Regions from separate parts of the Mus musculus genome. Here all the other regions are linked to region 1. A link is a loop called in an ENCODE intact Hi-C map of the cell type or tissue named here. Cell type or tissue: left cerebral cortex. All regions are shown on one strand. Links, peaks and the distances in the headings refer to the core of each region. The heading gives the core; the rest is flanking DNA. Region 1 has its middle 18 kb from the start of Gm32016. Region 2 has its middle 86 kb from the start of Gm40518. Region 3 has its middle 89 kb from the start of Gm32016.

The links. A loop is a pair of places that touch in the nucleus more often than their neighbours do. Peaks named below come from ENCODE experiments on the same cell type or tissue, not always from the same donor. Only the 100,000 strongest peaks of a DNase experiment are listed, where the experiment ranks them.
Region 2: a loop joins it to region 1, with 6 times the contacts of the local background. A loop is called at or near these places in 3 of 42 quality-filtered maps.
Region 3: a loop joins it to region 1, with 2.6 times the contacts of the local background. A loop is called at or near these places in 2 of 42 quality-filtered maps.

Annotation. Positions count from the first base shown.
Region 1 is chr9:47,955,088-47,960,418 of GRCm38, forward strand. No RefSeq gene overlaps it. Among named protein-coding and RNA genes, the nearest start is that of Gm32016, 18 kb to the left of the region's middle. In left cerebral cortex, for the core only: no CTCF peak of the experiment used is centred there; a DNase peak (open chromatin) is centred at 2,975; H3K27ac peaks cover 826 bases.
Region 2 is chr9:48,070,384-48,075,714 of GRCm38, forward strand. No RefSeq gene overlaps it. Among named protein-coding and RNA genes, the nearest start is that of Gm40518, 86 kb to the right of the region's middle. In left cerebral cortex, for the core only: no CTCF peak of the experiment used is centred there; DNase peaks (open chromatin) are centred at 2,369, 2,901, 3,525, 3,992 and 2 more places; H3K27ac peaks cover 4,296 bases.
Region 3 is chr9:48,026,189-48,031,519 of GRCm38, forward strand. No RefSeq gene overlaps it. Among named protein-coding and RNA genes, the nearest start is that of Gm32016, 89 kb to the left of the region's middle. In left cerebral cortex, for the core only: no CTCF peak of the experiment used is centred there; DNase peaks (open chromatin) are centred at 3,034 and 4,857; H3K27ac peaks cover 1,906 bases.

The DNA of each region.
Region 1 (5,331 bases), core at 236-5,235:
TTAATCAAATACAAAAAAAATTACAAAGTATCAATGAAATGAAAAGTTTGCTCTCTGAAAGGATAAGCAAGACTGGCAAAGCTTTAGCTAAATTAATCTAAAGTAATAGAAAGAGAACACAAGTAAATAAAATTAGTAATGAAAGTAGAGGTATTACAATGGACACCAAAGAAATGTGGAAAACCACATGGAAACCTTAAAAACCTATATTCCACTGAGTTGGAGAATTCAAAAGAAATATGTTTTTCCAGGTGCATCTGATCTGTCAAAATTAAACCAAGAGGAAATGCTTAAATTAATCTGTAACTAGTGATGAGACTAAAGCATCAATATATTTTTCCTAACTAAGAAATGACCAGGATCAGTCATCCAATGATTAATGTCTCAGAAGAACAGGAATAAACCAATCCCTAAAGCAGTTGATAGGGAAAAATAATTAAGATCAAGACAGAAATTAATAAAATACAAACAAAACCCCCACAAAGTATCAATGAAATGAAAAGTTGGTTCTTTGAAAAGATAAGACTGGCAAACCTTCGTTAGCCAAATTAGAACTCACTGTAGAAATCCAACAGAACTCCAAAGAGGAACCAACACCCATACTGCTCAGAGTATTTCAGAAACTAGAACAGTAAGGAACACTCCAAACTCTTCTTATGAATCCAGTAATTTCCTGATAAAGATAAAATGAAAGAAAGTTGCAGATTCATCTTCCTGATGAACATGGATTATGTTTTTAAAAGTCTTAATAAAATATTTGCAAATGGACTTTCCAACAAAGCTGATGACCTGAGTTCAATGCCTGGATAAAGAGGACTGACTTCTATACAGTTTCCTCTGACCTCACTCCAACGCGCACACACACACACACACACACACATACACACACACGCACACGCACACGCACACGCACACGCACGCGCACGCGCACGCGCACAGACAGACATGCAGGCAAAACACAAACAAATAAAACATGAATAAATCTAACAAACAAACACCCTTAACTCTAGTTGGATCAAAGACTTAAATACTCTGAAAACTGCTCAAGCAAGAAGTTTTCCTTACCATACAGGCATAGGTAGAGTCTTTCTGAATCAGATTCTAGCAGTGCTGAAAATAAGATCAACAATAGACAAAGAAGAAGGCTCAGTACAGCAAAGGAAAACATCACTACGATGAAGAGGCGGCCAGCAGAACAGTAGGAAATCTTTATAGGTGACACTTTAGACAAATTTGGTACGTAGGATATACAAAGACATAAAAAATAGTGGACTTTAAGTAAACAACCCAATTTAAAAAGCAGTCTATGGACCTGTGACAAAGTTCTCAAAAGAAAAATCACAGGTGGCTAGGAACAACTTAGAAAGTGTTCATCACCCTCAACTATCCAGGAAATGCAGATCAAAACTACATTAAGATTCCATCTCAACCTAGTCAAAAATACAGATGACCAACCACAAAGGCTGGCCTGTGGGGGTAAGTGGAACCCTTGCATTGTTGGCAATAATGTCAACTTCTGTAGTCATTTTGGAAATCAATCTGAGGATTTATTAACAGAAAACAACACTAGAAATAAAACCATAGTAGGACCCAGATGTACAGCTTCTAGGCACATACACAAAGGACCCCACACTATCCCACAGAAATACTTATACAGTCATCCTCATTGCTGCTCTAGTATCAGCAGCCAGGAAGCAGAAGCGGCCTAGGTGTCCATCAGCTGATGAATGGATATTGAAATATACATATACGCAATGCAATTTGATTCAGCTATTAAATAAAATAAATTAGGAGATTTGCAGGTAAATGAACAACTGTGAAAAAAATCATACTGAATGAGCTAACCCAGACCCAGAAGGACAAACACCATATGTTCTCTTTATGTGAGCTTCCTGGCTTACAGCAGCTGTGGCCATTTGCACTGGGCCTGCACAAGACTAGTCCCGTTAACGGTCATGGACTGGGGAAGGGCTTTGGGGCCCCACTGCTTACTTCTGAATTATAGGTTATGGTAGATTCCAGGAGTAGAGGAGTTACTGTCTCTAGCTGAGTACCCTCTGCTGAGCCCACCAGGCTTCCGTAGATAGCTCCAAAACCATGTCCACGCAGATGGCCCTAATTAGACCTGGTGGCTCATAAACCCAAACAAATAGCAGTTTGAGGCAGAGATTTGTAGGGAAAAGTCAGGGTAGACAGGATCAGGAACTAGATTTTAAAGTGGGTAGGAGATGAGAATAACCAGTAGTATTAATTGTATGTATGAAACCATCAAGGAACAAGCTTAAATAAAAGAAATAAGCAGAACAATAAACCAAAAGCAGTCCAATAAAATATGATCGGGTATCTTAGAGAGTATGATTAATTTATACCTAAGAGAAGAGACGTGGTGGAAACTTAAGCCCACCTCACAGAGCTTAAACATCACTTCTACCAGGAAATCTTTCCGACTTCGCAGTCGACTTAGAATCCTTCTCATAGCCTTTTCTGTGTGACCCAACTGTTTGTGCAGTAGTAGTTGCGTGTTTCCCAGAAGACTGTAAGCTTCTGACAGGAAAAGTCTCCGTCTTTTTGGGGCACCATCCTGAGGAATGTTGATGAATGTCAAATGGATGAATGAATTCTTTGCTTACTAAACCCAGGGAGGTTCCAGATCAGCCTGTAAGAGCGTAGCCCTCGGAGAAGGGGCAGACCTGGTGTCTCACTGTCTGTGTGCCACACTCCAATCCAAACCAAGGGCCTGGAGTTTGAGGAGCCTGTGTCTAGGACCAGAAACATGGTTGGTGACATATTCAAGCTTAATTTAGCTCAGGACCCAGCTCCAGAGAAAGAAGTATTCACAGACTGGGAAACCATTGTGTGTCGTTACTAATTAGAAAATTGCCTTTGGAACTGAAATATGTTTCACAGTGAATTTACTGAGCTCCGTGCTGAGGTGTGATTCTCTTGTGCCTGTTGTGTGACAATCCCACTCCAAGGTGGCATATGGAGATGCCCACAGCTCTGCAAATTAAAGAATCATTGGTGTTTCAAGAAACAGGCCAGCTTCTTGAGGGCCGGCAGTGAGCCAGACCAACCCAGGGTTGGAGTCTCACTCTGGCTATTGCAGGGGCAGCAGCTGGCTTCCTCCAGATTGCCCCTCTTGTTCAAGGCCCTCTTCCTGCTTCTCTATTTCTAGCTCTGAGCTCCCTGTGAATTCTTCTAGATATGACATCTAGGAACGAGGTCTGCGGCCGAGTTGAAAAATCACATCTTTATAACCCTAACCCTAACCCTAACCCTAACCCTAACCCTAACCCTAACCCTAACCCTAACCCTAACCCCTGATTTTGCACTTCCCACAGCTCAGGTAAGCCACCGAACACGGGGACCAGTTCCATTCCTGTCCTCGCGGCATAAATAGTATCAGCCATCCCATTAACTGAGATAATATTTTGGGTGTTGTAGAATCATTTCTAGATGTTCATGGCTGTATTTGAGATTTGGAGTGACCTTATTTTTAATTCTTACATAATCAGAATGCAGGAAAAGTTTGGGAATATGCAGCAAGAATTATCACTAAGACAATGGTTGGAAATAATTTTTGCTCTACTGGTCTATGTCACAGAGCCCAGGCAAGACACGGGGCAGATCTTTGTGGGTGATGATGTATCCCACCCAAGAAGACAGCACATACTAACTCTCTTCCGGGTGTGACCACAATCTCCGTGGCACACATTATATTTTACTTTATTTCATTTTCCAATTAGCCCTCTACTTACAGGTGGTAGTTTGGATGTGTAATATCCCACATAAGGTCATGTACTTGAATGGTGAGTCACCAGTTGGTGGTACAACCTTAAGAAGGTGGAGCCTTGCTGTGGGAAGTGGGCCTCTGGGGGATAGGACTTGAGGTTCTCACAGCTTGGCTACACTGCTTGTCTGTTCTCTGCTTCCTGACAATGCAATGACAATAGCTGACCTTACTCTTCTGGCCACCGAGCATTCTCTGATTTGACCTGTTTTATTCCCTATCACTGGGTCAAAACAAAACTTCCATTCTTAAAGTTTTTTATCGCCAGTGTTTGGTCACAGAAATCAGGAAAGTAACACTCTACAAGTGTGTGGTGTGTGTGTGTGTGTGCGCGCACACACACTTGTGCACGCGAATCTCAGGATACTCAATTACCAGGTTCACACAGCTGGTTTTCTTTCCACAATGAGAAAGGGCCTCAGAGGATATGGTGAGAAAGGGGATGCTGGAGAGCAAGGAGAAGCGACTGTCTTCCCATGACTCCCGAGCAGACCCGGCCACCGCCTGTCACTGCGGTTTCTCGCCTCTGCTGTGCCTTTCCGTTACTGTTTCCTATTGCATTTTTGTCAATACGTGTTTGATGGATAAGCACGTGGAAACATTGTGGATTACACAACACTGTCTTCAGAGGCTTCCACATGGAAGCTGAGAAGGAAGAGGAGGAGGAGGGTGGCGGTAGGCAGTGTATGGGTCTTCTAGGGCTGCTCTAACAAAGAACCACAAGCAGGGTGCTTAAACACATGGAAATCTTTCCTCTCATAATACCAGAGGCTGAGAGTCCAGAATCTTGCTCCCCTGGATTCTGGGTAGAGCCTTCCTTTGTCTTTTCCTGGATGCTCACAGTGCCCAGTCCTTGTTCGAAGCCACATTGTTTCTATTTGTGCCTAGGCCACCATGTCAGTGTCCTGAGTGTTTCTGTCACTATCTGGTGGTTCTATTGTTACAAGGTTATTAGTCACAGAGCACTGGGGTCTTAACTCTAAGGACCTCATTTTAAGAGCCCATCTTTAAGTAATGTCACACTCTGGGGTACTGGTGTTTAAGACTTATGCATATAATTTAGGGGGACACTATTTAGTCTGTAATAGATGAGGTAGCCACAGCTCGTCTCTTGCTCTTCCTTCAAATCCTACAAGGAGGAATCTAGTCAGGTTCCTAGGCTTCTGCAAGGCTGGCTTGAGAGCAGATAGGACACAAGGCACAATGTGTTCTCTCTCGCGCGCGCTCTCTCTCTCATTACTTAATGTATAGACACGAGTGTGCATGTGTGCATATAGTACTTATGCATATCAGTACACATGTATATGTGTGGTGGTCAGAGTCTTTCTCAGTCCCTCTCCACTTTATCTTTCTTTGAGATAGGATCTCTCCCTAAGCCCAGAGCCATTGCTTTGGCTGAACTGACTGGGTATCCAGGAATCCACACAGATTTCCTTGTCTTTATAGGCCACCCATCCCAGCACTGCCTGCCCTTTATGTTTGCTTGCCTACTGGGGATTCAAACTTAGGCACTCAAACTTGCACAGTAAGCACATTACCCA
Region 2 (5,331 bases), core at 238-5,237, 120 kb after region 1:
TTTTATCCTAAGCTTGTGCATTTGGAAGAAAGGAAGAGATGTTTACTTACAGATTAGAATATATATTAATTTGGTCTTAAAGGGGAAATGACTGCTTCGTTCATGCCCATGGTGGAGGATTGTACAGGAAATTCTAAATTCTGGCTCTGCAGGTCTGAGCTACATGCAGGTCAGTCTTTCTGGTGTTTTTTACTTTTCTATTTGCAGGAACTTTGATATCTGAGGCAGTGATGTCAGCCTTGGCCATATGATAGACTCAGGTCAATGAGATGTTATCACATAAGTTATTTTATACTTTACATATACTTTAAGAGCCAGCATTCAGTTGCGAAATTTCTCTTTCTTCTTCTGCCTCAGCATCAACACATCCTTGACCAGAGCTGCTGTTTCAGTGTGGGTCACTAAATAAAGAAGAATATAACATCCGTGTAGCATAGAAAGAAATAAGTTTATGAGGTGGAAGCCATTAAGGTTTTCAGATCATCTGCTACTTCAGTGTAATGCAGCCTGAGATGACTCTCCTCTACGTTAAGAACAGTATGGTTCTCTATGATAGGAGGCCCCTGTTCTCTCCTTAATCCAATTCATTCATTTGCATTTGTAACACGTGACTTTACTTTCATAGAATCAGCACATTGGACAGCAGTGTAATTTTTGGAGGGTCAAGTACAAGAAATATCTTACCTTTTTTTCTTCTTCTTCTTCTTCTTACAAATACTAGGACAGCATTTCATGCTGATAATCAAAATTTCTAGCTCTAATCTTTAATATCAACCGATTACCTGGGTTGACTTCAAGATAAAAGGCAAGAATAAACTGTGATCTCAATTTAATTTTTTTAAAAATGAAAAAAAGAAAAAAACCTAACTGTGGTTTTTGAGATGACTCATTGGGTAAAGGTGCTTGTGGCCAAGCCTCATGACCTGAGTTTGATCCCAAGGACCCACGGGATAGAATGAGACTCCCCCAAGCTGTCCTCTGACCTCTGTCCACGCACCTGCATTTGGATGAACACACCAATAAATCAATGCAATGCAGTTTTAAAAAAATCATATTGACCAACTCTCCATCCTGAAGGTGCTTGAAGCTTGAAGCTCCATGACCTTTCAGCCCAGGCTTTCATGCTATTTAACCCATGCTTGTCACAGAAGAAATAATGTTATTGCCATTGCGCTTGTATTCTATCTGCTTGCTCTTCCCTTGAGAATAAGGATAATATTTTGTCCAACATGCAATACATATTATATCAATAGATTCATTTTTCCAACCACTCATTTATTGATTCAATGATTATTTATTGAGTAGTTATTACTATATGTCAGATAAAGTTATCAGTCTAGGGAATCCAATGTTGAGCTAACAGATATGGTCTATGACTCAAGGAGGAGACAGGCACAAAACAATTAAGAAACAGAAAAACAAAAAGAGTTTAAGTGTTATAAAGGAGAGACCCAGGTTGAAATGCTAGATGATATTAATGATCTATAGGTGCAAACTTAAAAGGGGGTGTTGAAGAAGGCTTCTGTGAAGAGGTAAAATCCATGCTAAGGCTTAGTTTAAGAGTCAGCTTCAGAAAAAGGCTTCATAGAGCTAAGAAAGCAGAAGTCAAAATCTCCAAGACCAATAAGATTTAGATTGGTCCTTTATTTGAGGAGCTGAAAGCCATGGCATTTTCATAGACAGACCTGGAAAAGGAGCAGTTAAAAAATGAAAGGACTTTGGATTTTCAACAAATTCTTCTGGGACAGCAAGAGTGGGAGTTTAGTAACCTTTGACTCCACCAGGTTTGGGCTACACATACACACCTGTCATCTAGTAATGCATTTGTGAGCCTGCGACCCTTACCTGAATGTTCTATGCACACTCGTGCTCCTCTCCAGATGATGCACTTCACAACCTGTTAGCAACCCAGGACCCACTTGCTCTGAGCTGCATGTACACCCCTCTACGAACAATGGAATGAATCGGTCTCTCTTCTGCTTAAAGAACACCGTTAATACTTATAAATGTGATAAGGAATGTGAAGATTGCTAACTGGCCTCCTGTAAGAGAACAACTTCCTCAGTGTGCCTTTTAAGACTTTTTTATCAGGGAGGATATGGGTAAATTTGGAGGAGAACAAACTGCCAGAGTCATGCACACACACATGCACACAAAATATGATCACAGACCAGATGGACGAGGTGGCAGTGATGGGGAAGTAAAGGACAGGTTTGGCTAGATTTCAGATCAAGTAATTCTGACATGACTACCAGATGAATTGGGGAGAGAGGAGAGAGAGCAAGGTGAGGCTTCTGTTTCTACCTTATGTAAGGAAGCCATTTACTAATATGTAATCCACTAGGAAAGAAACAGCCTTACAGTGGGAGGAGGTAAGAATTCTCTGCTGGATATGTTAAGGATGAAAGGTCTGGAAGATAAGTAAGAAGAAATGTTGTCGAGTGGGCAGCAAGAGACATGAGCCTATAATGGAGGGAAAAAAAGCTTTGGGCTTAAATGAAAAGCTTAGAGTTGCCAGCATATAGATGTTACATAAAGGCACAGGAATAAGGGAGATGTAAGGGACCCAGCTGAATGAATGAGTGGTTGGATGCATGAGGAGGATGAGAGGGATGAGGGGAGGGGAGGGGAGGGGAGGGGAGGGGAGGGGAGGGGAGGGGAGGGGAGGGGAGGGGCTGACGGCTCCATTAACCACATGAAGATCCTAGAGCAGCTGGCTGGCCAGTAGAGACAGAGGGAGGAATGGGAGCTGCTTGGGTTCCTGAGCTCCTAGTTCAGCCAGAGTTCCAAAAGGGTTTCTCAAATGAGAGCAGGGCTGTGGGAGGACTGTAGCCGAAGAGAAGTCTGTAGGGCACATCAGCCCTGTGGGAGGTTGAACTGTTAGAATGGATGCTGAGATGGTTGGGCAGCCCACTGGGAGTGGGAGGAGTTACTTACTGACTGGAACATGAGTACAGGATTGAGGTGGGCAGAGAGTAAGCATCTGGGAAGGAAGTGGGGAGGGATGGGATGGTGGGAGGTGGTTGCAGCGCAAGAACAAAAGAATTAGATAGATGGGGGAGGGCTTATGTACTGGCTAGTTTTGTGTCAACCTGACACAGCTGGAGTTATCACAGAGAAAGGAGCTTCAGTTGAGGAAATGCTTCCATGAGATCCAACTGTAAGGCATTTCCTCAATTAGTGATCAAGGGGGAAAGGCCCCTTGTGGGTGGGACCATCTCTGGGCTGGTAGTCTTGGGTTTTATAAGAGAGCAGGCTGAGCAAGCCAGGTAAAGCAAGCCAGTAAAGAACATCTCTCCATGGCCTCTGAATCAGCTCTTGCTTCCTGACCTGCTTGAGTTCCAGTCCTGACTTCCTTGGTGATGAACAGCAGTATGGAAATGTAAGCCGAATAAACCCTTTCCTCCCCAACTTGCTTCTTGGTCATGATGTTTGTGCAGGAATAGAAACCCTAACTAAGACAGCTTATTTAGAAGTTCATGACCAAAAAAGCCAATGAAACAGCCAATAAGGATGAGGTTGGTGTCTCTGGCCAATCCTAGCTGGCTTCTGCGGGGATTGGCTCAGGTGGCACAAGGAGTGACTTCCGGGAAGTCGAGAGAAGTGGGCAGCAGAGGATGATGGAGCCTCAGTGCAGATGGCAAAGAGATAGCATGAGAGAAAAGAGGGCTGGAGAAATATGTCCTTAGACATCTTTTGATCTTGGGTCTACAAGTCAGGGAGGATACATCAGAGTAACTAGTGTCCCCAGACCTCTGCACAGGGAGAGGCCTGAGTGTTCCGGAAAATACTTTGACATGGAGTAGTTCTGAAGCAAAAGATGAAGTTCCCAAATTGATGGGAGAAGATACAGCAAAGTAAGAAAAACCAGCCAACCTGCTCTGAGTAAGACATGGAGAGGGATTTAGAGTTTGGGTGAGAGTGAGGCTGGTAGCCAGGGAAAGGAAGGTGGTAAGATGGCTGGAAGTGCAGACAGGCTGAGAGGGAATCCTGCTTTCTAGATGAAGGTTCTTGGGAAAGTGATAATGTCGATTGAGGTTGTTGTGCCGCGTGGTGCACTTCCTTGTTACCCACATTTCAGCACAAGCCTCCTGAACTCAGAGAACATGCATAGAGAGGAAGGTTCTCATCATTGGATAATAAAGCGAACCCCAAGTTGAAAGTATTTGAAGGCGATCTGGAGGAGGAGTCATACCTCATCCAAGAGCCTTCTGAGAGAATGGGTTCCCTTCTGCAAGTGGGGGATGTAGCCAGTTCCATTTGAATCTTAAATACCCTCAACTGACGTCAGGTTTTATGTATACTCTGCAAGATGTGGCATTCAGCAACCTTAACTAGGTGTCATCTCTTCCCTGTTCAGGATGCTACCACAGGTAAATAGTGTCTATTTGTTCCTGGTTTTCAGATGGGAACTGGGAGCCTCAGAGAGGTAAGCTAACTTGTCTGATGTCACAAAGCTTTTTAGCAATGGAGGAGTGGTTCAAACTCAGATATCCCAGACTCTGGTGTTCCTTTGATTTCACCAGATCTTACTTGGACACAGTTCCTAGGAGACAGTGGAAAGACTGACATCTCTAACAGAAGTGGCAGGAGAAGGCCTTGGGGGGTGGCTCAGTCAGTAAGCACTCATCCTGTGACAAAAGCTGGGAGTGGCAGCGCAGACCCATCATCCCAGCTCTGGGAGGTACAGACAGAATTAGCACAGGGGCCTCACTAGCCAGCCAATCTGGATTCATCAGCTTTTTCTAGGTTCAGTGAGAGATGCTATCTCAAAAAAATTTAAGGTGGAGAAATATTGTGGAAGGCTTTTGATGTTGAACTCATGTGTGCTCACACCTGTCCACACACCTGCACATGTACCTAAACACACACACACACACACACACACACGGGGGGGGGGGTGAGGAGTGGCGTAAGGAGGGAGGGAGGGAGGGAGGGAGGGAGGGGGAGGCACAAGTATGCAGGGTTAGGGAGGGAAGGAGAAAGGGAAAAGAAACAATTGAGGAGTGGGAGGAAGTATTTGATGATGTAAACTTATTTCTGTCTCTCTATCATTCCCCACCCCCAACCCCTTCCATCTGCCTTGGAGATTCTGAGACCAGCATTATGATGCTGGGAGGGAGGAATGGAGGGGAGGAGAGAAGAGGGGAAGGAAGGAAGAAGAGGAAAGGGGAAGAGAAGAGAAAGGAGGAGGGGAGAGGAGAGGAGAGAGAGAGAGAGAGAGAGAGAGAGAGAGAGAGAGAGAGAGAGAGAGAGAGAATTAGTAGGTTCTCCCTCCCTGTTTAATTTTGGATGCCTAGTCTCTTTGTAAAGTAGTTACTTTCTACTTGG
Region 3 (5,331 bases), core at 227-5,226, 71 kb after region 1:
TTGAGAAGGCATTTTTTGTCAGCTGATTTATAACCAACTTTTGAAATGAAACTTAATAAATCTAGGAAGATATATGAATCTTCCAGAGCTTCTTATAGGAATTGTTTATAACTCTTTTTTTTTAATCTCCCCAGAGAGCCTCCCTTCAGTTTCTTCCATATGTTTCATGAATTCTTGGAAAATGAGCTCTAGGGATGAGTGATCCTGTCTAGCCTCTTACATCTCTCTTGTCACTGGAGGAATGTTGATCGTTTCATATGCGGCTGGAAGGAGGAGAAGAGCGCAAGGGGATATGGGAGATAGTAGCTGTGGTCTTCCCGCCATGGGGTGTCATTCTGGACACCTGACATTTTTTCTAAATGCCACCATATCCTGCCCATCTCCAGTCCTTATTCTTCAGGGGTGGTGGATGCTACTCTGACCATCTATGGAATGTGTGCTCAACTCTCCATTCCTTCTCTAACTGATGCTTATTGAGCGACTACTGAGTGCCAAGCACTTGCCCAGTGTTCTGGGAATAGAATAGTAAATATGACTCTCAGATCTCTTGCTCTCCCGAAGTTTCTACAACAGTCTGGTAAGTAGACAGATAATAACCTAAATAAATTAGCAAGATAATTTTAGCTAGCAACAGATTGCACATGGAGAATATGACTATAGATTGATTCGGTATGTGAATAGCATGAACTCATCCTGAGTAGACACAAAACTTCCTAGCCTTCTCTTAGATGGGCCCACAAGACATGAGGGATGGCTAGGGCAAAGCTTAACTGAGGTTAAAAAGCAGGTTGACACAAAAAAAGGAAACCAATGTGAGTCTGGGTGTGTGATCCCAGCACCTGGAAGTCAAAAAGTACTACTTGTTGGTCACCCTGAGCTGCAGGATGAAGCTAAGAGAAGCCAGATTGAATCAGTCAGCTTGGAGAGGAGTTTGGGCCAGAACAGCTGAGTTGAACCAGCCAGCCAAAGATCAGAAAGAACTGGAAAGGGTGAACTTATTCAGCTGTAAGCCTCCAAGATGACAATTATCTCAAAGAAATAAAAGAAGACACTTATACACTTTCCAGGTATAATCAGCATCAAGTTCAACAGAATAGAAATAACATGATGCAGAAGAAGGCTTGGCAGAAATAAAGAATCTGATTGTGCAGGTTACAAGGCCTCATGCTGTCACAGAAAGTAATCATGGAATGCATGCTGCTCTCACTGACTCTGCAACCTCACTACAAAACAAAACAGTCATGGCCAACAGAAGGGAAGTTTGCTACCAAAGGGGATGAGGGTGGGGCTGGGGTGGGGGAGGGGAGGGGGAGGGATAGGAGTGGGGATGGGGTGGGGATGGGGGTGGGGTAGGGATGGGGTAAGGGTGGGGATAGGGATGCTGCTTATCTTTGACTTATTTTCAACAATGCTAAATATTAAATGTTTTTAGTGCTACTTCCTTCACTGAAAATGTTGCCCATTTGGGCTATAAGCTACATGTGTTGTTTGAGGGTTTATAGATTGCAAAAGAAAATTGAGGCAATAATTAGTAGTGCCTTATGTGGAGCTCCAATGTCATGAAGATTTGTTTTTAAATCCTAAAAGGAATGGTGGGGCTGGTAAGATGGCTCAGTGGGTAAAGGTACTTCTTGCTAATCATGATGACCCAAGTTTGACCCCAGAGACCCTTGTAACAGAAGAAGAGAACTGACTCCCACAATTTTTCTTGATTTCCACATGTGTGACATGGAAAAGGTGAACACACACACTTGGTAAATAAATACTTTAAAAACTAGTTTATTTTTAAAATATTGATCATATAAAGCATATAAAACATGTCTTACATACTTATAACCTCTACAATCATTAGACATTATATCAGATGTGCCTTTATTGGAAAAAACTACTTTAAGATGTTCCCTATTTGATTAAAATGAACAAAAGTAAAAATTCAGGAACAGAGAATTAATTATATAAAAATATTCCATAAGCATCAAAACTGTTTAAATATATAATTGCAAGCTATATCCTCTGTAATTTAAATCCATGAGGAAATTTAAATTATGAGTAGTTATTTTCATAACTATTCAGCATAATAGACATTTTTTCTCAGCTTTATTAAGATGTAATTTACTTAAGATGTGTATTGTGGTCTTCCCTATGTTGATATTTTTCGTGTTTCTGTGAGAAAACACTCTGAGAAGATCAGTTTGAAGGTGAATGGCTTATTCTGGATCACAGTCCAAGGGTGCTGAACATCCTAGCAGGGACATTAAGTTTACGGGATCTTGGAAGAGCTGCTCACACCACATCCCTAGTCATAAAGCCAACGGCACAGAATAATGAATGCATGCTACATCTCAGTTCTCTTTCTGGGGAATGGTGCCACCGATAGTGAATGGATTGTCTCACTTCAGTTACTATAGTAAGCATAATCTTCCACAGACATGCCCATGTCATAGTGACTGTTGACACTCACCATTACATTTGGTATACGTATCTATTGAGAAGCAATGACCAGAGTCAAGGTAGTCTACCTTGTACTGCCTCATGAGACTTTGTTGCTTTTAATTTTGTTTTGAAGTTGCAATTCTGTCTTTTGGCAAATTTCAAGTATTATTCAGTAGAATTATCATGTTATCCATTAAAACCCTAGAAATTGTTGGATCTTTAATCTACCTCTCCCATTTTTTCCAATCCCCAGTCCCTGACACCATTCTACTATCAGTGTCTGTCAACCCAACTCTTTAGATTTCCTATGTAAGTAGGATCATAGTTTCATTCCAGCTTTTTCTGGCCTTTTCATTGTCATAGTGCCTTCCAGGTTCATTCAATTTGTCTAGATGGAGGCATTGCCTTATATTCAAGGGTGTAAGTCTCCACTGAGCACAGTTTCTTTATCCACATTTTCTGTTTTCTGTATGTGTTCATTCATTCTTCAACTGTGTTTAGGCTACTGTGTACGATGGTGCAATGAACATGAAGTACAGGCGTGTCATCAAGATATTGGTTTCATTTCCTTTGACTATACACTCAGAAGCTAGGTGGGTGGACCATATGGCTATTCTATTTTTAGTTTTTCAAAGTACTTCCAGTTTTTCATAATGGTCTCACCAGTTTCTATTCCTGCCAAGAGCATCCAAGTGCCCAGAGCGTCTCCCTGTGCCTTTGCAAGCATTGAATGATACTTATTGCAGTTTTGATTTGAATTGCTTTGGTTGATGATATTAAGTACCTTTCTAGATTCTGTTGACTTTTGACTCTCTTCTTTACAAAAATATCTGTTTAGGCCTTTGACCCACTAAAAAGATTGGAATAATTTAGTTATGTTGAACAAACTCTTTCTAATATTAGCCTCTTACTAGAGATGTGTTTGTTCTTTGGTTTAATGTACCCACTGGTTTGTTTTTGCTTTTATTGGTGCATTCTTGGTAGCATTAAAAGAAACAGCATCCTAAGAGCAAATTTTAAGAGTTCTTATCATATTTTTTTAGGAGTTTTGAGAAGGACTGTTTTGTTTTGTTTTGTTTTGTTTTGTTTGTTTTTCTGGGAGTTATTTTCTGTGAACAGAGCACATAGGAACAATTTTGAGTTGTTTTCACTGAGTGGAGTACGGCACCTTCACTCTTTTACTTACAGATAAGCAGGTTTTGAAGAGCCTGGCCTCTCCTTTTTAATTCCCAGCACTCTCAGGCAAATGTCAAGAGTGTGTATGTGGGTTTTCTTCTGGTCTCTCCATTCAAGTCCCTCATGCCTATGGTTCCTTTTTAATGACATAGCTATGTTGTGTTGAATAGTACAGACTCACAATATAGTCTAAAATCAGAGTGTGGTGGTTCCATTTTTGTTATTATTCAAGTTTGCTTAGCTATCTTGCCATCTTTTGGAATATCAAACAAATGTCAAATCGTTATTCTTTTTGTATGCATGTATGTGAGAATGTGTGTGCAGGTGCATGTAGAGGGCAGAGGGCAACCCTCATCCAAAAGTCAGCATGGATGTCTATTTTGTCCACCATATTATCATTAGTTTTTGGTACTCTGTCTTTCACAGAGCCTAAAGCTCCTCACGGATGGACTGGCTGGCCAGCGAGGCCTCTAGGATCCTTGTCTCCACTCTGCAACTGCTGATATTGTAGGGTTTTACGGGTACTGGGATCTGAACTCAGGTTGTCATGCTTGTACAGCAAGCACTTAGCCATGGAACCATTTCCTTAGCCCGAAATTGATTTTTATATTTCTGGGAAAAAAAAATGCTGTTGCCCTTTTCATTGGAATTGCTTTGAACCTACAACGCTCGTTAATATTTCAACAATATTAATTCTAGCAGTCCAGGAACACAGAAAAGACTTCCATTTTCTGTCTCCAGGTTTGAGATTTTCAGCATCCATGTCTTTCACATCCTTGGTTACACTTATTTATAAATATTTTACCCCTGCTAATGAAACTATAAATGAGATTGCTTTTGGAGCTTACCTTTCAATAGTTCATTGTTAGTGTCCAAGACGATGTCTGTGCTGTATTTTCCATCTTTCAACTTTACTGAACAGGTACATCAGCGACACTCTTTATGTTCTTTTTTGATGGGGCTTTTAGAGATGTGGGTCTCAACCCCTTGGGGGTCACATATCAGACATCCTGCATATCATAGATTTACATTACCATTGATAACAGTAGCAAATTTAAAGTTATAGAGTAGCAATGAAATCATTTTATTGTTGGGCATCACTACAATGTGAGGAACTGTATTAAAGGCCCACAGCATTAGCAAGGTTGAGAGCCACTGTTTTAGAGTTTTCTACCAGTTGTCTGCGAAGAACACACTGCTGCTGCTTCTTTCTAGATCTGGGTACACTTTTCTCTTTTCTTGCCAACTGCTCTGCTTAGGACATCCAGTGTTGCTTTAAATAGAAGCAGGGAGAGCATTCCCCATCTTAGAGAACCACTTTCAGCTTGTCAGCAAGGAAAATGGTGTCTGCTGTGGGTTTATCATATATATTGAACCATTGCTGTATCCCAGAGGCAAACCCTCCTCGATCGTGACAAGTGCTGCTTTTTTCTCTCTTTTCTTTCTCTCTCTCTCTCTCTCTCTCTCTCTCTCTCTCTCTCTCTCTCTCTCTCTCTCTCTCTCTCTCTCTCTCTCTCTCTCTCTGTATGTGTGTGTGTACATGCCACCATGACCATGTGAAGGTAGCAAGAAACTTGAGAGAATAATTTTCTCATCCACTGTGTGTTTCTGGAAATTGGACTTGAGTTATTGAGTTGGCAGTGAGCATCTTTACCTGCTGAGTTGTGAATGATACTTTTAATGTTCTGTCGAATTCAGTTTGTTAGTTGTTTTTTTTTAAAT